2 separate regions of the Homo sapiens genome follow, and region 2 is linked to region 1. The links are chromatin loops, found by intact Hi-C in ENCODE. Cell type or tissue: dorsolateral prefrontal cortex. All regions are shown on one strand. Links, peaks and the distances in the headings refer to the core of each region. The heading gives the core; the rest is flanking DNA.

Region 1 (12,614 bases), core at 2,810-10,809:
TCCAAGTTCTATTTTCTGTGACTTAAAAAAAAGAAAACTGACCAAAATTATAAGCATGATCATTGCAAAATCCTACTTATTTTCTCGGAACCACCATATCTGCAAGGACTGCAAGAACTTTATCTGGGAATTCAAGGACAAAAAGCTTCTTCTAACAGTCTTTAGGTAAAGCTTCCTTCACTGTGAAACTGCCTGCAGTTTTTTTGGTTTTGTTTTGTTTCTATAATGTAAAATGCTCTGAGGGCAGGTTTGGGAGGAAAAGCTGGCCCAGCAGCCAAGGGCGCTGAGGTCTCAACAAGCTTCCATGGGTTGGATGGTCCTGGTGTATCAGGGAAGCATGCTTCACAGACCCTCTGCTCCAGGAAAACGGAGAAATACTGACAGCTACACAGTTGAGCAGATCTGACAGTAGAGGGCACAGAGACAGTTACCTCCACAGCAGCTCATCGGAAACTAGAAACACTAGTACATTCTAGGCAAAGGCTTTCACACAGTGCTGGAAAATTCGGATGGCCAATAGGATGGCCCAGAGCATGGGAGATGTCCTCAGCTCCTGTCTTACTTGGTGTTGTCGAGTTCCTATTTTACTCTTCCATTCTTCCATCCCTTTGCTCATTAGATTGGAAAATAATGATTATGTAAGAGCAGCTAACATCTATTTGATCCATACCAAGCCAAGTAGTTTATCTGCATTATTCCATCAAATCCTCCCCACATCCTTAGAGGTAGGTGCTATTATCATCCCCATTTTACAGATAAGGAAATCGAGGCTTAGGAAGGTTAAATAACTTGCCCAAGGCCACCAAGCTGGGAAGCAATGGTATTGGGACTCAAACCTCCAACTGCCTACAGGGCCTTTGCCTTTCTGCTCTTCGAAGACTGCCTTCCTGCTATGAGTCAATGCTTGGAGCTCCATATGCTTTCTATTTTTAAATTTCTCATCATATAATACTGGAGTCATACAAAAAAAATTTATAACATACATATATGTTCTGAAGCATTCAAATGAGGTCCTCAGAGCCCACCTCCAAACTTAGAAACACTCCCAGTCCCTCTGATCCTCCGTGTGTACTCCTCCTCAATCCCATCCCCTAGCTTCTCCCGCTCCCCAAGGGAAGCACTTTTCTGAATTTTGGGTATACAATTCTCTTGCCTTTAAAGATATTAGTATTTTACCACATAGGAACGTAACCCTGAGAACATGCTTCTCAAACAGGAAGAAATGCCCTCTGCTTCTCAGCACAGGAGCTGAGACTCAGCCTCTGCAGTCTGACCTCTTTCTATAGGTGGTGTCCGAGCCTGGAGCAGGGTAAGGGGCAACACACACCGACTGCAGATGTCCATGGACCACCCAGCCTCCCTTCCGAGGGCCCAGTGGAGTGCCGGGGAGGGTACCTGAGATAGTCTCTCCGGCAGAGCTTCCGGCCCAGTTTGTAGTAGAGGCGCCGCCCCACCTCACCCAGCCGGCAGCCACAGAGGTCGCAGCTCAGGCAGTCCTCGTGCCAGTACTGGTCGATGGCCTTCAGGAAGTAGCGGTCCCCAATGTTCTGCTGGCAGCCGCCGCATGTCAGCAGGGATGGGGGGATCTGCAGCACCTCATCCACTGGTTCCCTGGAGAGAAGGCCAAGCATCAGGGACAGCCTCACCAGAGTGAGACCAGCACCGAGGGTCCGAGATCGTTTTGGGCCAGACAGGGCATCTCACCTGACTGCCTTTCAGTGACCTAAGGGAGAAGGGACAGGACAACACATCCCTTGGCCAGACTGCAGAGTCCCAACCAACCTTGGGTTAAGACGGGAAAGAGCCAGACCTTACTCCCTAGATGTCTAAGAAGTAAACACAGGGCACCAAGAGGCATCAAAGGCAATTGCAGGTGGCACTGTGCCCCTGCCCATGCCCAGCACTACCTGGGCACCTCTGGTCTCCTTCTGCTTTTTCCCACTCTCCCCGCTGACTCTATCTTCACAGATCTCCCTCATTTTCCTCCTCCCATAACCTGGACACCCAAGGGCACTGCCTAACCTCAAAGGACGCACTCTGGACTAAAAGAGTCGCTCACTGCCAGGGCAGCAGATGACCCAGAGTGCTAAGAATCTGCAAATCCCCAGTGCCATCCTCCCTCCAGCCCTAACCAACTGCACAAAAGCAGAGGTGAGGAAGAAAGAAGAATGAGACCAAAAATTATTTTAGGTTGCTTTCTCTTTCCAAAATCAAAATTCCATCAGGACATAATAGGAATTCTCCTAATTTTACTTTTTTACAGAAATTCCATTTTCCATTCTTCCTACTGAAGGAATACTTGGAGGAAAATCCCATATCGTAAGGCCATTGTTACACGAAGGACATCAAATAGGCCTTTCTTTCCTTACCTGAACATTTTTATAAGAGTAAAATTGATTTGGATAAAGTTGATTTGAGGAAGAAAATGAAGTGGGGGCAATGATTATTTCAAAGAGAGTGGAAGGCAATTAAACAGACACTGACATCTCAATCCAGCAATTGTTAATAGGCTGTGACACGTGTTCTTTCGTTAATACGCCATGCATAGCATCTCCTGTTCACTTTGCTTCACTGGAATCTGAATACATTTTTACATTTAAAAATAAATAACTTTGCTAAAAGAAAATAAAGGAGTGGAAGGAATTATTCTAGTGTCCCCCACATGGGACACAGCAAACACTTAATACGTGTTGATTTATAATAATTAGCAAGTGTTCTCTGGAACCTTACTTAAACACAAATCTATTTCTTAAAAATCTATTATGTTTCAAAAAACAGACCTTCTTCCATCTGTAAAATTCCCAAAGGGAGTTTCCTCCTGGGTACCCTGCAGGTATAAATCCATGTCTCCTATTTCTAACTGGTACTAACTTACCAGGCGACCTTGTGTCCTAATTGGTCTGTGCCCATAAAGCCCAGCAGCCATTATACTTGGGGACAGGAGGCTAGGTGGCTCAATGTCTATAACACTCTGACAACTTCAGGTGATCCCGTCATGTGAAGTATGAAGTGTTCCTTATGAATATTTAGGAGTGCTAAAGCCATGCCCACACTTTCTAGACACAGTGTAACAGCACTTCATGAGACTATCATCTTTGGAACAAGAAAATGGGAAGCTCAAGTTAGTTTATCTGGGGAAAAAAAATGGCCAGGTACAGTGGCTCACGCTTGTAATCCCAGCACTTTGGGAGGCCAAGGCAGGAGGATCACTTGAGCCCAGGAGTTTGAGGCCAGCCTGGGCAACGTGGCAAAATCCTGTTTCTACAAAACATATAAAAAATTGCCCAGGCTTGGTGGCATGAGCCAGTAGTCCCAGCTACCCAGGAGGCTGAGGTGGGAGGATCATCTGAGCCCAGGAAGTTGAGGCTGCAGTGAGCACTGCACTCTAGACTAGACAACACAGTGAGACCCTAGCTCAAAAAAATTCAAAACTATAGTTTTTTGTTTGTTTGTTTTGAGACACAGTTTCACTCTTATTGCCCAGGCTGGAGTGCAATGGCACAATCTCGGCTCACTGCAACCTCCACCTCCTGGGTTCAAGTGATTCTCCCGCTTCAGCCTCCCGAATAGCTGGGATTACAGGTGTCCACCACCAGGCCCAGCTAATTTTTTTTATTTTAAGTAGAGACGAGGTTTCATTCACTGAAGCCTTGCTTTCTTTCCTTTGTTTCTACAGATTGTATATAAGGACTGCCATTTCCCCTTCTAATAACTAATACCCTAGCTTTTTCATGTGTATCAACTCAGAGTTGCATCTCTTCTCTTTCCACAGCCCATGGTCTTACTCTGGGCTTTCAAAACCACTCATGGAACCTGGACGCACATTGGATGTCCCGATGTTGATGCTGCCAAAGGACTGTGAAAGAAGAGAATTTGCCCTTAGCTGGTGCAAAACTGCCTGGAATTCAAATGAACTGCTCTTGTTACTCACAGGGGAGGCAGTGGGGGCCACCAGTAGCACAGCAAGGGAATCTGTGTTCATGAATTCTGGCTGGCTTTCTGTCCAAATGTTTCATTTGCATATAGCTAGGCAAGTCTCCATCTGTAATTTGGAGATGCTGATTGTAATGACCCAAGCTGGATTTGAGGAAGTACACAATGAAGCATCTAGTAGGATACTGGACAACAGGAGGAATGTAAAGTAAAAGAGTTACGGTGATGGCCTGAGATGAGATGGAGAAGTAAAGTATAAGATATTGGCTCTGTCTTTCTATACTTAATTAATGATAATATCACATTATACTTAGTGGACAATCCAAGACAATGACTGAATTAGATTGATTCACCCTCAAATTAATATTTTATATTCTCCCAGACCCTTATCTTGAATATTACACCTGAGTATCATTTAAGCCTGGATTTCTGGGACAATCATAACAATTTCTAAGGGCATGGGGAGAATGTGCTGCAGCAATTTCTCAACTGGCTTGTCCCTCTTTGATCAGAATCTGTCTTCGTTGGGCAAATAGTGAAGTGAAGGAAGGAGCTGGTGAGCCTCCAGCAGTAGATATCTGTTGTATTAGGAAGTTAGGATGTTTCAGTTTCTAACCTCAGTGAAAAAGCACAAACTTTGAAAGAAGCAAACTTCCTTCAGGGAAATGAAACCTTCAGATTAATCTTCTATTGAAAGGATTAGTGACTAAATTCTGCTGATCAAAAAGGCATGAGGCACCAATTCATCCAATTCACTCCCTTATTGTGTTACTATGATCTTGCCCAGTCTCTGAAACTCAGAGCTCAGTTTTAAGTTTATTTTAAAAAAGTGATCAAACCACCCTTTAAACCCATTGTTTGCATAAACATACTTTTAAAAAGGAATGTTATTTTTCTCCTGAGAATTTGTTGAAGGAAGTGGGGGTTTTTGTTATAACAAACCTAGCTCATTACAGAACTGGTGTCTTAACCTTCAAGACTGAATAGTGATGTTTATATTCTCATTGGATGGTGGTACTTCCTGTGTTTTATGAGAATATGTTGAGCTTTTATGCTGGTAACTGAGGGTAAAACCCAGGTAAATAAACACCATAGAAAGCCGAAATTGAAGGGTGTATGTGTGTGTGTGCGGTATTTCAAGCAGGAAAGCACAATTCTTTTAAAGCAGGAAAAGAAAAAACAAAACAAATGTCTCTTAAAAGCACAAATGGACAAGTCATTAACCAGCTCCTTTGGTCTTGTGTAACAAATCCCTTCAAAGGATTAGAGGGGGACTTCAAAGGAATAAAAATTCTCAAAACCAGACAGCTAATGACTCTTAAAAGGGCATTTGCGTTGACAGGAAAATGATATCTTAAACACCCCTTACTCCCCATGTTAACGCTGAAGAATGGGTGAGGGATAGAAAAACATTCCAAACCAGTACGCGGCTCAGAAAACAGATGCGGCCAATGCTCATTAGAGCTCTGGTTCCCTGACCCCAAACCCTTTTAAGACTCTGCTAAAAACTACGAGACTCTACTCCCCAGAATAATTCACCTATACACAAAATGGTGCATTAACTTTCGAGGTTCACATGTCCCCATCGGTGGACCCCGAGGAGGGGTACACCTACTCAGATTTACTCCGGATTTCGCTGCTCTAGAAATCCCTGGAGGCCCAGAGCCAGCTCCGAGGTGGACGGTCGGACCCCTCACCCGCCCGTTATCCGCAAGGCTGGCAGCGGCTCCACCTGCGGACCGGGAAGGCGGCCGTTGGGGACCCCGGAGGCCGCCACTTGGAATGTTCCCCTTTCCAAGACCAAATGGACAAAGAGAAAGGACCGAGAAGGAGAGGGAAGAAGGGAGCAGAGTCAAGCCCAGAACGCTCTCCGGACTGCACCTGCGCGCCTCCAGGCTCTCCTCGTGCCTGCTCCCGTGCAAACTTTCTGGCCCGTGGTGGCTTTGGGGAGCGTCCCAGTAGCCTGGAGTGGCCCGCAGAGGCGCCGGGCCGACCCCTGTCCCTGCCGCCCGCCGCCCAGTCCCTCTCCCAGAGCCCCCGGAATCACCCGGGAGGAAGGAGGAGCCCAGCGCTCGGCACAGGGGGCCAAGGGCACGCCGCGAGCGCGCACCTGGAGCCCCCTCGCGGGCCGCCCGGGTCCCCCCGACGCTCCGGGACGCGAGGCCGTGGACACCGGGGGTGGCAGGGGCAGGGGGGCCGCACTTACTCTGAAGGGTCCAGGCTCTTCCTTTCGATGGCCGAGGACATTGGGGAGGGAGGCGGGGTGCCGGGCGGCGGGGGCGCTCCCTTTGTGGCGCGGGGCTGGCCGGCTGCCGGGGCTCGGACCCCCTCGGGTGCTCGGGCGCCGCCGCCGCCGCCGCCGTCGCCGCCGCTCCTGCGCCTCCGCTTGCTCCGGCGCTCCGCCGGCGAGCTCGCCCCTCCGCGCTCAAGGACAGTCACCGCGCTCCCTTCAAACGCCAAAGAGAGAGAGCGAATCACCGGGCTGCGGGCGCGCCGCGGCCGAGGCGGGGGCCGGGGCGCGCAGCCTGGCTCCAGGCGGCTGCAGCTGCTGCTGCTGCTCAGGACTTAACCTTCCATCCCGGTCCCGCCGCCGCCACCGCCCGGTCCCTCTCGCGCGCTGTCGCCGGCTCCGCGCCGCCCGCGGGGATGGTGTGCGCCCGCCCGGCCGCCCGGAGCCCCTCGCACCTTCGGCCCGGGTCGCGGCGCGCTGCTCGCCGCCGAGGGCAGAGAGGGGGCGGCGGCCTAGGGGCGGGGAGGGGACCGTGCGTCTCTCTCCGGGCTTCCTCCTCTCTCGGGAAGGTCTATTTTCGCTCAGCTTCCCTCTGTCTCTGGTTTCATTTCCTTTTTCCTGATCACGATTCAAATACAATAGAAGGAAATCACATTTAAAGAGACAGCTGCCCGGTCCCCCCACCTCCCCTTTTTTCTTCCTTTTTTTTTTTTTTTTTTTAAACGGGGCTCCTGGGGATTAGCAATACAAACAGCAGCATCAGGACTGACTTGGCTTCTTAAAGGGGCCAGTGTCGGGGACGGGGAGAGCCGCTCAGCGAACACCTCTCCTTGGAAAGGAGGCTGGGCAACCACTAAATCATTCTTCAGGGCTTCCCCTCTTCCGCCTTTCCCTTTTGGTTTAACTAAGGCAGAAAGTAACCCACGAACAGCTCGAGCAAGCAAGAAAAGACAAGAATGTGAAATAAGCACCTACAGAAATGCAAGTGTTCCCAGTGGATTTTCCGCCCGTCCCAGGTTCGAGGTCCCAGGTCCACGGACGCCGTGCACTGGGATGCCCCGGACAGCGCGGCTCTGCGGGCTGCGGGCTACGGGCTGCGGGCCCCAGGCTGCGGGCTCCGGGCTGCGGGCTCCGGGCTGCGGCCGCGCTCTGCAGAGGCGATGGTGGTGCGCCAGCCGGGACTGCACGGGCTGGGGACGCCTAGAGCAGAGCCAGGGCAGCTAATCCCAGAGGGAGGGTGGCTGGGAGGGACCACGCGGGGCCGGGGCTCCTCTCAGTCGGCTGGTGGCGGAATCCCCTCCCTCTGCACCTTTCAGAAAGCGGACTCCTGCGGTTAAACTGCCCCCCATGTAAAGTGCCAGTAGTATCCCGACCAGAGAAAGTGCTTTTTCAATGGTCAAGAACAGGATCAGAGAGATTATTTTGCCCTGGGTCAGGCACAGAGAAAGAAGGCGGACTTGATTTGGGGGTTCAGGCTTCCCCCTCTCAGCCTCCTTCTAGAAAGAGGCAGGAACGCAGAGGGGAAGCGGGGGAGGCTAGTAGTTTGCCCTTCCGTGGAGAAAAACTTAGGCTCTCCTGGGCCTCAGAGTTCCTTGAAAATATCTGCGTTCAGAAGCTGAAAGGCCTATTTGTGCGTGATGCCAGTCATTAAGGCTTGTAAAGAGGGAACGTACTTTCAGGATCCATGGTTTTATATGATCAGTCTGGATCATAGGCATACATTTCTGTTCCCATTTTAAGGATAACCAGAGTTTACTACTGCCTGCATGCTCTTGTCATTTTCTGGTCCCTGTGTCCCAAGGCTTGGGTCCCTAATGGGTATAATCAAAAGCTGTGTGTGTGTGTGTGTGTGTGTGTGTGTGTGTGTGTGTGTCCCAAAGGAAGCCTTAAGAGCAAATTTTTGTCCTAGTGGAGACTTCAGTATACAAAAAGACTTTTTCGGCTGTGCTCGGTGGCTCATGCTTGTGATCCCAGCACTTTGGGAGACCCAGGCTAGCCTGAGCAACACAGTGAGACCCCGTTTCTACAAAAAATAAAAAATAAAAATAATTAGCTGGGCGTGGTGGTGCTTGCCTGAAATCCTAGCTACTCGGGAGGCGGAGGTGGGAGGATTGCTTGAGCCCAGGAGGTTGAGGCTGCAGTGAGCCATGATCGCACCATTGCCCCCCAGTCTGGGGAACAGAGTGAGACCCTGTCTCAAAAAAAAAAAAAAAAAAAAAAGTTGGGTTTTTTTTTTTCCGATAGACCCTTGTTTTTAATTTAAAAAAGAAAATACTTAGAATTTAGGCAAGCCTAAACTATGTGATAAATATGTAACCTACCACACTACTTTCATTTCTAACAGAAATGAAAATAAATATATAGGTTGTGATGAACAGTTTACCTACTTATAACCAGTCAATGTGGTGGTTAAACGCTGGAATTTTGGAACCCAACTGCCTGGGTTTGATTTAGACTCTTACTTATCAGTTAGCATGTCCTAGGAAAATTATTTAATCTGAGGAGGCAGTATGCGGTAGTAGCTCTGGAGTCAGACTACCTGGATTCTAACCCATCCTTGACCAGCTGTGTCAACCTGGGCTCACAGCAGGAATTTAAACTCCCAGTATCCTGGCCGGGCTCGGTGGCCCACACCTGTAATCCCAGCACTTTGAGAGGCCGAGGCGATCCCAGCACTTTGAGAGGCCGAGGCGGGTGGATCACTTGAGGTCAGGAGTTCATGACCAGCCTGCCCAACATGGTGAAACCCCATCTCTACTAAAAATACAAAAATTAGCCAGGTGTGGTGGCACATGCCTGTAACCCCAGCTACTCGGGAGGCTGAGGCAGGAGAATCACTTGAACCCAGGAGGCAGAGGTTGCAGTGAGCAGAGATCGCGCCATTGCACTCCAGCCTGGGTGACAGAGTGAGACTCCGTCTCAAAATAAATAAACAAACAAACAAATAAACTCCCAGTATCCTCATCTGTAAAATGGAGACGACAGAACCTATTGCCTAAGTTATTGTGGGGATTATATGAGTTAGTGCACAAAAGGGTGGCACATAGATTTGTAATGGCATGGGGGTAATAACAGATATGAAGTTGCTTGCATGAAAAGCAACTGGTATATAGTAAGCACTCATAAATGGCAGCTGCTATGTTATAGTAAAGGGCATCATTAAGATAATTTTAAAAGAGCTTGAAATTAAATTTAAAGGTGAAATGGGGGTTTAAAATAAGAATTGCCCACCCAAATTTGGAAACTATTTCCTGTTTTTTAAAAGCAGGAAACAGGATTCCTTCACCTCACCCCCTTCTTCTCCTAAATAAAACATGTAAGTGTTTTCCATTTTAACGTTCATTATCGTGGTGACTAAATGACCTGTTTGCATCTGCTTGGGTGTTATTTGTTTGTTTGTTTGTTTTTTGAGATGGAGTCTCGCTCTGATACCCAGGCTGGAGTGCAATGGTGCGATCTCAGCTCACTGCAACCTCTGCCTCCTGGGTTCAAGCGATTTTCCCTGCCTCAGCCTCCCGAGTAGCTGGGATTACAGGCGCTCGCCACCACGCCTAGCTAATTTTTTGTATTTTTAGTAGAGACGGGGTTTCACCATGTTGGCCAGGCTGGTCTGAAACTCCTGACCTCAGGCGGTCCATCTGCCTCAGCCTCCCACAGTGCTGGGATTGCAGGCATGAGCCACCGCGCCTGGCCACATCTGCTTGTTTTTATTTAATCTGATAAATTATTACTTTCCTTGTCACAGTTTTGCATGGGGCTCAAGTCAGTTTTTAAATTAAATATATCCTTGGGTTCCAAGAGGTAACCTCAGAACAGCCAAATTCAGGGCATAACGTTTCTTTTTAATAATATGCTTCTACTTTGACCTGAGTGTGTAAAGAAAAAGAGATTACTGCATATGACTTTGGGTCAGTTTCTTATCTTTCACAACTCTTTGGGGAGAACTTCCTTAGAGAAGGTGAATATTTGAAATGGTATCTTAAGATTTCAATTTCACACACAGTGGTTGTAAGAAATAACTGCCTACCGGTGGGATTTCATTCCTATTCAACGGGCAATTAAATTGCTCAAATTTAAGTTTAACATTTAGAATCAAGTCTCAAAATGTGTTTTTATTATGAATAATTTTAAAGCAATCATGACCTTATTGTATCCTCCCTTAACAACTAGTACATGCCTTATGCAGAAGAGAGACTCAGGAACTATGAGGTGATTGGGACATGTAAAACGGTTCTTTTAAAAGTTGAGAAAATCTCTATTTGATCCCTGCCAGTGGGACTGAAATTTCATTCCTTTTCCCTTTCCCCCAATTCCTTGCAAATCTTAAATATCCTAAAATCTAGAAAATGTTCAAGTTTTCCTTCCTGAATAAGAATGCTAGAAGAAGAATGAATCAATCTACACGATGGCTCTGACCCCAGATGGATCATTTTTTTCCCCTGTGGGCATTTTCTATCCTTTTTGCTTATTACATTTACAATTGTTTTCTAAGGGAACAGCAGTTTCAAGTGACTAAGGTTACATTCCTTTGCTAAAATGGACTTCTGATAGAAATGAAAATGCAAATATAATTGAGAAGATCCCAACATTATGATAATTTACCTCTCTTTTTTTTTCAACCATTAGAAGCCAAGTTGCAACATATGCTTTGTCACTTGTGACATTCATATACAAAAATATGACATTTTGTTTCTAAATGTGGCATTCAGGAACAAAAATAAAGACCTGTCTTAATAGGGTTTCGGCTCCCATGGAGAATTTTTTTAAACTATTCGGTTGTCACAGGCATCCTGTGCTCAGACTCATTTCAGAACATTTCAGGGCCAGCTGACAGATAAGTTTTCACAGATGTAAGGCCTATTAGTAACCTTAGTGATAAACAGATTCGGTTTTCTATATAGTAAAGAGCCCAAAATACATCTTTTAAAAAATCCATTTCAACCGAGCCTTAGGATGAGCATAGAAGCTCAGCTGTTTGCTAGCTGCGTGATCTGGGGGAATTTACTTCACTTCTCTGAACCTCAGTTTCTGTACCTATCAAATGGAGGATGGAGGCAATCATAATGTCACCAGGGCCAGAACTAGGATGAGGCCACTGGGGTGCCTGCTTGCCTCACAGGAGTTTTGAGAGGAGTCAATAGGATATGTATAAAAATACTTTGCACAGTGATGCTGCACAGTAAATGGTCAGAAACGATAGCTGTTGGTATTACCCCATCTTTCAGAAGTAATCACCACTGTATCAGGAAGCAACAATCTCCCAGCCAATCAGGACATCCACCAAAGAGTGCTGAGACTGGGGTGCTGTAGAAAGAGCTGAAGTTCACCTAAGACCTCGGCAAGCCTCAGGCCAGAAATGCAGGGCTGTGCCCATTTCGGGGCCTGGGTAGGCTGCTGACAGCTTCTCTGCTTCTCTGCTACACTGCTACACTGACTGCTTCAGCCACATCCCTGATTTCATCTGATTTTCCCCTCCAACAACTTTCAAACCACCATTTATAATTTAAAAAAGAAGCCAAACAAAGCACTGAAGGAGCCGCCCCCAAATGTCACCATTCCTCAGTGAGTTCTTAGCAGTGTTAAGCTCATAGTGTGTCCTAGTGGAAGGGGCCTGAGAAGTGGGATTTTCTAGCTTGCTCCTTGGAGCAGTAGGAGTTTGAAAGCACCTCCCTAGTGGGTGTCACCCACCCCTGCTCCCACTGCAGCAGTTCTGCATTCATTGACCTTGGGCATGTTGCCCAACCTCTCTGCATTTGAGCTTCCACATCTGTAAAGCGGGAGTATTCAGAGTACCTACTCGTGGAGCTGTTCTAAGGATTCTGTGAAATGAAGCAGATCAGGTGCTTGGAGAGGAAAGTGGCACATAGTCACCTTCTATGGAAAATTTTGCTTATAAAAAGAGATTCTAACTTTAAAATGTTTGGGCGGCCGGGCGAGGTGGCTCACGCCTATAATCCTGACACTTTCGGAGGCTGAGGTGGGTGGATCACCTGATGTCAGGAGTTCGAGACCAGCCTGGCCAACGTGATGAAACCCTATCTCTACTAAAAATACAAAAACTAGCCAAGCGAGGTGGCTGACGCCTGTAATCCCAGCTACCCGGGAGGCTGAGGCAGGAGAATTGCTTGAACCTGGGAGGCAGAGGTTGCAGTGAACTGAGACCGTGCCGTTGCACTCAAGCCTGGGCGATAAGAGCAAAACTCCTTCTCAAAAAAAAAAAAAAAAAAAGTTTGAGCACCCATTGATAATTCAGACCCTTTGATGGACAAAGCAAATGAGACATACAGGGTCAACAGCTCCTTCTTCCACCTCAGGCCATTGTCAAACCTTCCCCCACCTTCTCCTTTGGGTACCAAACCCTGAGCTTTATTTGCTGCTTCAAGTTCAAGGTGGGAGTCAGAGCCAGGTGAGCTGACTCACTGAGCTGTCTTTGTGCTCTTTGTTTAGGCAG
Region 2 (10,118 bases), core at 2,119-10,118, 280 kb after region 1:
ATCTTATACTCTCTGGAAAACTGAATATTTGTGAGAGAATGAAAATGAAAAAAGGCAAATAACTGTTTTCATACTAATCCAAATACATTTTGACCTTGTGGACACCTGAAAGGGTCTTAGGGACCCCAGCAGTCCCTAGACCACTCTTTGAAAATCTTCACTCCAAGCTTCTTATCTGCAGAGTGGTGCATTTGTAAATAACTTAGGCTGGAACCTTCATCAGTTTTCCCTGGGAGTACAATGAGGCCTCCCCTGCCCAGAGCCACTGGAATTGAGGCTTTCACAGCTGATTTGGGGGTTGATGGGGAGGGTGAGATTTTGGCAATCCCCTATTTATTGGTTTCCTTAAAAGCTTATATTTTGGAAACATTCGGGAAGAGGAAACCTTGTGTCTCTAGGAACTATAGATCCCAGAAATCAGGTACTGTCTTCCAGAGTCTCCGTTAGTCACTGTGGCATCTTGAAGGATCCAGCATCGATGCCGGCCTCATTTCCCAGATGCTTTGTGGTGCAGCACAGAAGCCCACTGTCAGTGTGACCTGTCTCTGTTTTGTACAGTATGGCAAATGTAGCACAGGGCCCATGATGGCTTTGGCCTTGAGCACGGTGGCTTTGACTGGAACAAAAGGCCGGGGAGCATGCTTGCTGTGGAGACGGCCTCAGCTCCTCACTCTGCAGAGCTTGGCCTTTCCTGCCATTTGTTTGGCCATTGCTGGTAGTGAGAAGCCTCTCGAGCCCAACAAACCAGTGTTGTGTGGTTGTTCATGTGCTTGATGGCTCTGAGTAAATGTGAAAGCTTGAACTTTGTGAGCTAAAAATACTGGTAGCTATCATTAAGTCCTCTGAGGCCTTTCTTTTTCTTCCTTTGAGAGGTACTTCATTCATATGATGTTAATGGTCTCTGGACTGAACTCTTCACGGTCTCCTTATAGGGAAGTATTTGTTCCCAGAGCAAAATTTAACCTGTAAGTTTCTTAATGGCAGGTGGCCGTTTGCTGAGTGATTCCTATGCCAGGATATCAATGAAGAATCCAGGGGCTGGTCGCAGGGTGTCACCTGAGTTACTGTTGTTTGGGTTTTCTTCTTCTCATATAGGAAAAATAAAATAATAGTAGCACATCAGAAAGTATGGCAGGGTTTTCCTTGGAGTCTCATGCCTTGTATTAAGGACTGTCTTCAGGGTCATTGGGATGAATATGTCTAGTTTCCAGAGTCACTGCAGTGGTGAGAGTGGTGGTGGGGAATCCTTGTGGTGCCTTAGGTCTGTCTTGGGAGAGGGGAGCAGAGTGTACTGCACCCTGAGGAGAACCCGGATTTCAGGTGTTAAGATCGAGATTTGTTCTTCCACAGACTAAGAGCTGGCTCAGGGCAGGAGCTGGTCTGTATGGTGTGTCCCCAGCCCCAGCACAATGCCTGCCCCCTAATAGGTTTGCAGAGAACATTAATGTCCAATTGGGTGGCCTACATCAAGTTTCAGACGGTGGAAACCCTTTTTGACAAAGCAAAGCAAGCTTAAAGCAGTCTCAGATGTTCAGATCTGTACATATTTCATTCTTTCTATTTTTGATTTTTCTCTAGTGACAAGAAAAGGAAGTTAGAGGCCAAACAAGAACCCAAACAGAGCAAGAAGTTGAAGAACAGAGAGACAAAGAACAAAAAAGATATGAAACTGAAGCGGAAGAAATAGTGAAGAGAAACTCGGGCATCTGTGTTTGATCATGGGAAGATACTCTCACTAACTGAACCCTCTCTGGCTGGACTGTTAAAAGCAACGAGAGGCCCCGGCACACCTGGAAGCTGGCCGCGAATTCGGCCTCTGGGCCTGTGTGTCTGTGAGCTCAACCTGGCTAAAGGCAGAGTCACTCCCAAATGGGTCTCTTTAGAACTTGATGGCTGGGCACTGCCATCTCTAGAATTGCCACGAGTCTCTCTCTTCCTGCCCAGTCCAGGGCCCTCCTTTCCTATAAGTTCATATTTTGCTTTGAGCCAGCTTTTTAGTCTCATTCCCACACATGTGGAAGCCACGTTGCCTCTCGACCGCCTGAGGCCCTTAAGTACATCGCTTTCTGGTGGTGCCCAGGAGGCTGCTGCTGGGCCGCTGGGTCTCTCTTTGTGGACTTGTACCTGGAGCAGGAGGAACTCCAGTCCGTCCCGGCATCCATGGCAGCCCGCGGTTAGGTGCGCCAGGGTTTGCTGATGTTGTCTTGTGCTGTTCCACTCTTGGCTCCAGCAGACCCACTGTCCCAGAAAAGCCTGATCCTGTAGTTTATGTAGAATGCCACATCTGCGTCCTCAAGACCTGTTTCATCCATTTGGGAAAAGATGTTGGGAAAGGCCACTTTGCTCGCAGGGGTGAGGGGAAGGATAGAGAATCTATTTTTAATAAATAACATTCTAGAAAGATCAGCTGCCTGTGAGTGTTCTGAAATCCACGCACCTGGACGTTTCTTCTGGTGGGTCTTGGCTGCCTGGTGGAATTTGGAAGGTGTTGGTATCAAGGTCAAAGGTGAGCAGTGTGTCTAGGGCTTCCCAGCCCAGGAGTCTGCGGGAGAAGTGGCAGGTGGCTATGGTCACCTCGAGGGGCTTGGTGTGGTGGCTGGAAGCCAGCTAGAACTGCCTCATTTCCTTCCCAGCTCCTTCCAGGTCACTTGGTCCCTTCCATTTGTTGGGAACAGAGGTAACCTGGTGGCTTTACACATACTTTGGTATGTTTGTTTAATGGTATCCAGGCTAATGAGTCTGCAGCCCCGATATGTTGTCTAGGTTCAGAGAAGGACAGGGAAGGAAACGGTAACTTCTCAGCCTAAGGGTATTTCATATACAGCTCCTAGGACTCGTCCCCACAGGGAGAAGAGCAGGTTCTGTATGCGACCCTAGGGCTGCTGAGGCTTGTCACCGAGGCTGTCAGGACATGAGCCTAGGGGTCTTTCGTTTCTTGGGACTGAAGTTTCCTGGCCACAGACCTCTGTTAGGTCTGTAGGAAATTTTGCTGGAGGCAGGGAGGGGGCATGAAAATAATTTTTATTTATTTTCTCAGGTGGGTGCCTGAACCTGCCTTTCAAAGAGGGTTTTCTTAGACCGTGGCCAGAAGCAGAGTCACATGCTCAAATGGTCAGAGCTGGATGGGACTGTGCAAGTTGTCCAGGCATATCATCCTACAGGTAAGGAAGCTTTTGTTTAGTGTCTCTACCCTCAAAGTCTCCCCGGCTGGCTCTGCTTTGGGGTGCAAGGTGAGGGCTCTGGAGGTAGACTGCTCTGCCCTGACGCTCACCGTGGCCTTGGGCAGGTTACTTCATCCTACCTGCCCTTCAGGTCCATTTCTGCAAAATTTGAGTGGTAGGAATAGCACCTCCGTCACGGGACTGTGGTGAGAAGTGGGTGGGGTAGAATGGGAAACGTTTAGAACAGTGCCTGGCACATAGCAAGTGCCTCTGGGTTCTGGGCACTCATCAGATCTAACTAGAGGAGCCGCTCAAGTTCAGTTACATGCCAGCTCTAAGAATACTCAATAAGGACTAGCTGTGGTGTTCTTTTGAAAACAGACAGGGTCTTGCTCTGTTGCCCAAGCTGGAGTGCGGTGGCTCAATCATAGCTCATTGCAGCTTTGAACTCTTGGGCTGAAGCCATTCTCCCACCTCAGCCTTCCAAGCAGCTGGGAAGGTGCTCACCACCACACCTGCCTAATTTTAAAAATTATGTACAGATGGAGTCTCAATATGTTGCCCAGGTTGGTCTGGAACTCTGGCCTCAAGTGATCCGCCTGGGCCTCCCAGAGTATAGGGATTAGAGGCATGAGCCACCACACTTGGCCAGGACTGGCCATGTTATAAAACCACAACCTAAGCTAGAAAAGGAGTCTCCCTTGGCCAGCGAAGAGCATGCATTTTGCAGTCAGACTTGTCTGGCTCTGTATAATATCTCTGTATCCTTGGACAAGGCCTCTTTATTTGCAAAGTGTGTGTTCCTAAACACACGCTTGGGTCTTTGCATTTTATGGTCATGATCTTGGGTTCTCCTTCAAACCTGAAAAGGCATGTCTCCCCCACACCTCACCATCTGGCCCCCAGACAGAGTGACATCTGTAAAGCTTGGCTGTCTTAGGAAATGTCACTTGCGAAATGAATTCAGATAGGCCAGCCATGAGTGCTGTCACCAGAAGGGGAAGAGCCTGAAGAAGCCTGAACAAAGAAGGTTACTAAATGGTCACCCCCCATACCCCCTCGCCAGGCGGGGCTAATGCCGGCCTGCTTCAGTGCTTCCACTGCTCATCTGGCCCGGAAGTCCCGGAGGACTCCGGATGACCAGGAGACGGGACACAAAGGGGGCCGCTGAGGCTGGGAGGTGGGGGAGGGGCAGAAATAAGTGACCGTCACCTTGGAAAAATGTAGACTCATTATCTGAGGCCTGTTACAACACCCGCAGCCATTCTGCAGGCCTGGAGGAGGGGGTGGGGTCGGAAGCCCCTTGGGCTGGAATAGACAATTTCAGGGGATTGCCCCTGAGGGGGCATGCCCTTGATTCTACAAACAATTGGTTCCAGTTAAACATCATCTGGATCCTGCAAAGCGGACTTGAAAGGCAGCCTGAAAGGGAGAGGCCGGGGCTTCCTGCTTGGGCTGGTTCCGTTGAGAAAGCTCTAGCCACCTGGTATCTGGCACGGGGACTAATGTGGAAAAGGATAACTGGCCTTCCAGGCCGAGAGCCTAAAGGAAAGCTTCAGGAGAAGATTTGAATGCAGGAAAGAAACCAGACAGCCTCAAAAAGGACAATCTCAGTGTTAGCCCTGTCGGTGCAGGAGCAGACTGGTACCTGCCACCTCTGGAGAGGTGTTTTCTTTGGAGACGGCTAAGGCGCCAGCTTATGCTTGCCTGTGGACCCACTGGAGCCGAGTGAAATCCCTGTAGATGCAACCCATGCTCACAGCACCTGGGTCCTCAAGGGCTCCAGTAAGAGGGTAACTCCCCCAAGCCTGCCTGTGGCTGCTCATAGCAGGCGGAGCAGGGCAGGCCGTGAGCAGTGGCCCGGAATTAGGAGGTCCAGCTGCCTGGGTAAGTGATCATTTCTGTTTGAGTCCTAGCCCCTTGGAAGCATGTCTGCTTTTTTTTGGTAATTATTTTAATTTTAAATGTTTATTCAAAAATGTATTCCTGCTACCCACAGGCTCCAAGGGGCCCGCTCCCTCCTTCCTACCTCCACTTTCTCTCAACCCCCCACTCACCCTCTCAAGAGAGGAAATGGTGGATCCCTCATCTGGAGCCAGAATGCAACTAGATCTTGCTTTCTAGGCTGGGTACGGACCAAGGCATGTCCTGCAGGGATGGGGGAACTTGTGGGGACGCTGGACACAGACCCATGAAGGGCAGCCACTTTGAATGGCAAGTGCTGGGGACGGACAGCCCGCTCCACCACCGTCTTGGGCCACTGCACAGGAAGATGGTGTGGGGGAGTGCGCCCCCTCCTAGTGGCCCCCAGAGGGCACCATGGGTCTGTGCGGCCACAGGTCCCCAGGCTGGGCCTCGAGCTGCCCTGCGCAGCTCCTGCTGGAATTGGGCTTTGCCAGGGACTGGGATCTTTATGTCGTTCCCCTAACGCCTGAGTCACGGCCGGTCACTGACCCACAGCCACTTTGGTTCAGGTTCTCAGTGACCTTAGGAATTTCTATACCTGTTTCAGGCAGGCAGGCAGGCGACTTTTTTTTTGAGAGAGAGTCTTGCTTTGTTGTCCAGGCTGAGGTGCAGGGGTGATCATAGCTCACTGCAGCCTCGAACCCCTGGGCTCTGTGATCCTCCCACCTCAGCCTCCTGAGCAGCTGGGAATACAGATGTGCACCACTATGCCCAGCTAACTGGCAGGGAATGTTTTAAAAACTTATATTTGTGCCTGAACTTTGCACCTAAAACTACAGCCATAACTCCAGTACACTCTTGGACCTGAGTCGGCGCCTCACCATCTCCCTCCATTACCTCTGCTAGTGGCCTTGTGGTGGTACAGCCAGCTTAGCTTAGCTGGGCCTGGGGGCAGCAGTCACCCAGGGATAGGTCCCTCAAATCAATCAGGCCAGGTCAGGCCTGGGTGAAGGAGGCCCTGCTGCCACTTTGGTGGGCTGTGCCATTTGGGGATGTGCCTCTGAAGACAACCCCCAAAATAGCTCCCACATAAAGGGCCGTGGAGGGGATGGGAGTGGAGATCAGGAAAGCCTGATAGTGTCATATTCCTCAGTCATTTGGTGTCTGTCCAGCTCAGTGGCACACATGTGCTTAATTAAATGTGAGCGTGGGCGGGTGAGGAATGGATCCAGGCTTCGTTTCTGGAGAGAGGCGAGTGCTGGGTGGCCACAGCAATGGCTTTGGTAGGGTCTTGGCTCTGAGAGGGGGGAGACCTGAGTAACAGCGTTAGCTCTGGGATCTCTTCCTGGTCCTAAGGGGCTCCTCCCCAGTTCTGAACTCTGAGTAACCCTCTACCAGGAGCAGTGAGGCCAAGGTCATTGTTAATGAGTGTTTATTGTTAATAAAACCATAGTACATTTACAGTAAGTGACAACATTATTGTACAGTTAAAGTATCATACAATATTACAGCAATAAAATAATGCCTATTTCTTTGTACATCCAGCCAAGCAGCTAGTCAAAATATTTTCCAGAATTGCAAGCCCCTGGGGGCTTTTCAGGGTGACCTGAGTGCCACCTTCTGAAATGCCTGGGGCTTTTGGTGAATAAATAGTTTTTAAGGTGCGGCCAGACAGCTGAAGAAGTTGCACCCAGACAGACTGTGCCTGATGCTGCCCCAGTGTCTGGTCCATAAATATGACAGGTGTCAGGGGAGCCCAGGGCCTGCAGAATTCGAGGGCAAGGCCGTGAGGGGACACAGCAGAAAGGCCTCTTCTCCTGGCCCTTACCTTCCATCAATGCCCTGTCCTTTAATCTCCAAGAGTCACAGTCCCCAGTGGGACCTGTTTGCCCAGCTCTCAATCCTACATTAAAGGAGCCGAGAGACTTGACCAGGGGACTCTGCTTCATCGCCCCCACAAAGGCAACCTAGTCTAGGCCTGAGGTTCCAGAATCCACCCATTTACTTTGGCCCCTAAAACCAGCAGCAAAACAAGAGCTGAGGCCATTCCTACACAGCACCCCATCCCCTACCCCTTGCCCCTCCATGCCAGACTTAGCTCAGAAACCATCAAGCTGGGGAACTGCCCTCTGCTGCTAACTGAGCAAGCTGGTAGTCCTGATGGGAGGGACTCTGGAAGCCCAGGCACCAAAGACAATGGGGGAACTCCGGGTGGCAGCAGTCGTGGTGGCAGGGGGGGGTCCACAGGCCACTGGATGCCCACATTAAGCCTGTCAAACCTTTGAAGAACAAGTTTGGGGATTTGGGCAGCCTTTGCTATGTGACATTTAGGAAGAAAAATACCAGCTTTTGAATTACTGCAGACGACTGGGGGCCTAGGCAGTATGCATTCTATACATTCATAAGGATTCCTGTACCCCCAGGAGCCCCAGTTGGGATGGTCTGAGTTTACTGAGGCCCTAGGGGTGAGTAGAGCTTGGAGGGCCTGGGCGGAGGTGGATCAGGATCAGCTGCTGACCTGCAGGAGGGGAGAGCGACACCCCGGGGGAGTGCATGGCTGCCCTTGAGTTGCAAACTGAGATGGGGAGGAGGGCCACCAGTTAGCTACATCTCCCCTTTGCCCATCAGTGATTGAACAAACAGCTCTAGGGCAGAGGAGATGAGGGTGAGCTGCCCGGTGACAGGGGGGACATCTGGGGGAGGAGGAGGAAACAGCCCCGTGAACCTGGCTCCAAGAGGGCCTACAACCATACCCCGACATGGTGGGCCCTGGCACCTCCACAGGCCCTGGCCTCGGCAGCCTCCGCCCCCTGCCTCACACCCGGGAGGTGATGTAGACAGAGTGCACGCGCTCTGCCAGGGTGTTCTGCAGGTCCTGCAGTGGATCCAGGCCCTGCACTTTGCTGCTGCGGCCGTAGATGAGCTGCCGGAAGGCATCCTGCTCCAGTAGGGCCTTCATGTGCTTGAGGAAGAAGCCCTCACAGAACAGGGCCAGTTCTGGGGCATTGTGGATCTGTAGGGCAGAGAGAGGAGGGGTGAAGCCCATCGCCTTAGTACAGCCCCACTCACCCTCACCCCCAAATACTACCTACCCATGGCCACAGCCCTGATTAAGCCCCACTCTGGCCAGGGTAGGCGTTCCCTGTCCCTGCATCCTGAGGCCACCTCTGCTATATCTGAACTGTTCAGCCCCCGTCATTTTCCTGCCTGTGTCATACTGTCATGCTGCCCTGTTAAGTGGCAGTCATCCCTGTTGGGTTGGAAGTTCCCTTCCTAAGGGTGGGAACGGGGACTGTCCACCACTGGGTGTCCAGGGCTCAGCACCAGGCCTGGCATGTGACTGTGCACATGGTAAATGCTGGATAAAGATGTTCACTCAACACATATCAAGGGGCCGCTCTGGGTTTTCAGTTCTGAGGTCAAGATCTCTGCAGTGCTGCTGATGTCCTAGTTTGGGAGAGACAGACAGAATCTGAGGAACCAAAGACAAGGTAACTGCAGAAGACTGTGAAGGAGGTAAAGCCAACGTGACAGGATGGCTTGTGAGAGGCCAGGGGAGGCCTGGGGACACCAGTTGTGAAGATGAAGGGCGGGAAAGAGCTTTACAGGAAAAGGGAAGTGTCACAAAAGTCCTGGGGTCTGGGCACGCTGAGAAGGAAGCATGGCAGAGTGAGGGGAGATGTGGGCAGGACCTTGGGGGCCTTGGAAGGCATGATAAGGGCTGGCTATTATTTAGCCTGCAGTAGGTGGAAAACCTTTGGTGGGATTAAGTATGGGAGTAACACAGTCTTTGTACTTTTTTGGGGGGCGGGGGTTGTGTTGAGACAAAGTCTTGCTCTTGCCCAAGCTGGAGTGCGCATGATCACAGCTCACTACAGTCTCAACCTCCCGGGCTCAACTGATCTTCCTGCCTCAGCCTCCTGAGCAACTGGGACCACAGATGCACGCCACCACACTCAGCTAGTTTGTAGAGGCAGGTTCTTGCCATGTTTCACAGGCTGGTCTAAACTCCTGGTCCTGCCTCATCCTCCCAAAGTACTGGGATTACAGGTGTGAGCCACTGTGCCTGGCCATGGTTTTTGAACTTTTGAAAGAAGCTTGTGGATTGCAGGGCTAAAGCCAGGAAGTAGGGAGGCTGGGCTGATGCCATTGTCCAAGAGAGTGATGGTGGTGGCTTAGGGCAAGGCGAGGGCAGTGGAGATGAAGGGAAGTGGAGAAACCGCTGGTGTGTTTCAGAGGTGGGTGGCTTGCATATGGGAGGGTTTTTGCAAATCAAATATGATTCCTGAGTTTTGAGTCTGAGCAACTGAGCAGTGACCATGTTGATTGTTGAGATGGGACAGCTAGGGAGGCACAGACAGGTAGGGGAGAAAAGTAAATACCTATGGCTTTGATTTGACTCAGAGGCTCAGCAACTTGTCCAGCTACCACAGCCCAGGTGGCAGAGCTGGAATGTGAACTAGGGTGCAGCTGGCTCAAAAGCTCACCTCCCAAGCTACCACATGGCCAGTGGGCAGCAGTGACCCCAGGCAACACAGGGAGTTGCTAACCCTCCCTCAGCCTCTACACTGCCCTCAGAAGCAGCCTGGTCACCTGCATCTCCTAGCTCATCCCCAGTGCAGCCACACGGCCGAGGCCCCCGTGGAGCAGAGCATGTGGTGGGAGGTGGCCAGCAGGCATCCTTGGCCCTCACCTTGGCATATTTGTAGGTGTTCACGGCACTCTCCATGCTGAGGGTCTGGGAGCACAGGATCTCGCAGTGCCTCTGCAGGGCATCCAGCTGGAACAGGCTGGCAGCTGACAGCAGCTGGTAGGGAGGCAGAGCAGGTCTTGGGGACCCATGGCCAGACCAGTGGCCCAGACAGCACCGAACAGAAAGCTCCCGAGTGCCGTGTGCCCTGCTGCCTCCACCCTCAGGCCCCACTACCTTCTGATACTCCTGGGCCTAACCATCCCCGCTGGGACACGCACTGAGGCTGGGCTCAGTGGTGTGCACAGTTCCTCTTTCTGGGAACTGCTCTTCCTGTCAGATGGAGAGGAAGAGCCACCTTC

What was found. A loop is a pair of places that touch in the nucleus more often than their neighbours do. Peaks named below come from ENCODE experiments on the same cell type or tissue, not always from the same donor. Only the 100,000 strongest peaks of a DNase experiment are listed, where the experiment ranks them.
Region 2: it touches region 1 in a loop (1.9-fold over the local background); 2 of 110 quality-filtered maps call a loop at or near these places.

What each region holds. Positions count from the first base shown.
Region 1 is chr11:33,863,207-33,875,820 of GRCh38, forward strand. It overlaps LMO2 (LIM domain only 2), which reads right to left. Exons shown (of 6, transcript NM_005574.4): 3 at 6,504-6,781; 4 at 6,140-6,380; 5 at 1,396-1,611. The coding sequence starts at 6,510. Among named protein-coding and RNA genes, the nearest start is that of LMO2, 23 kb to the right of the region's middle. RefSeq lists silencers at 5,957-6,036, 6,227-6,306, 6,327-6,746, 7,177-7,416. In dorsolateral prefrontal cortex, for the core only: no CTCF peak of the experiment used is centred there; a DNase peak (open chromatin) is centred at 7,308; H3K4me3 peaks cover 4,468 bases; H3K27ac peaks cover 6,750 bases.
Region 2 is chr11:34,144,506-34,154,623 of GRCh38, forward strand. NAT10 (N-acetyltransferase 10) reads left to right here. Exons shown (of 29, transcript NM_024662.3): 29 at 1,579-2,403. The coding sequence ends at 1,687. ABTB2 (ankyrin repeat and BTB domain containing 2) reads right to left here. Exons shown (of 17, transcript NM_145804.3): 16 at 9,760-9,873; 17 at 6,482-8,079. The coding sequence ends at 7,882. Among named protein-coding and RNA genes, the nearest start is that of NAT10, 44 kb to the left of the region's middle. RefSeq lists enhancers at 466-705, 936-1,105, 5,415-5,944, 9,819-9,868. In dorsolateral prefrontal cortex, for the core only: a CTCF peak has its summit at 5,462 (motif pointing right); no DNase peak of the experiment used is centred there; H3K27ac peaks cover 810 bases.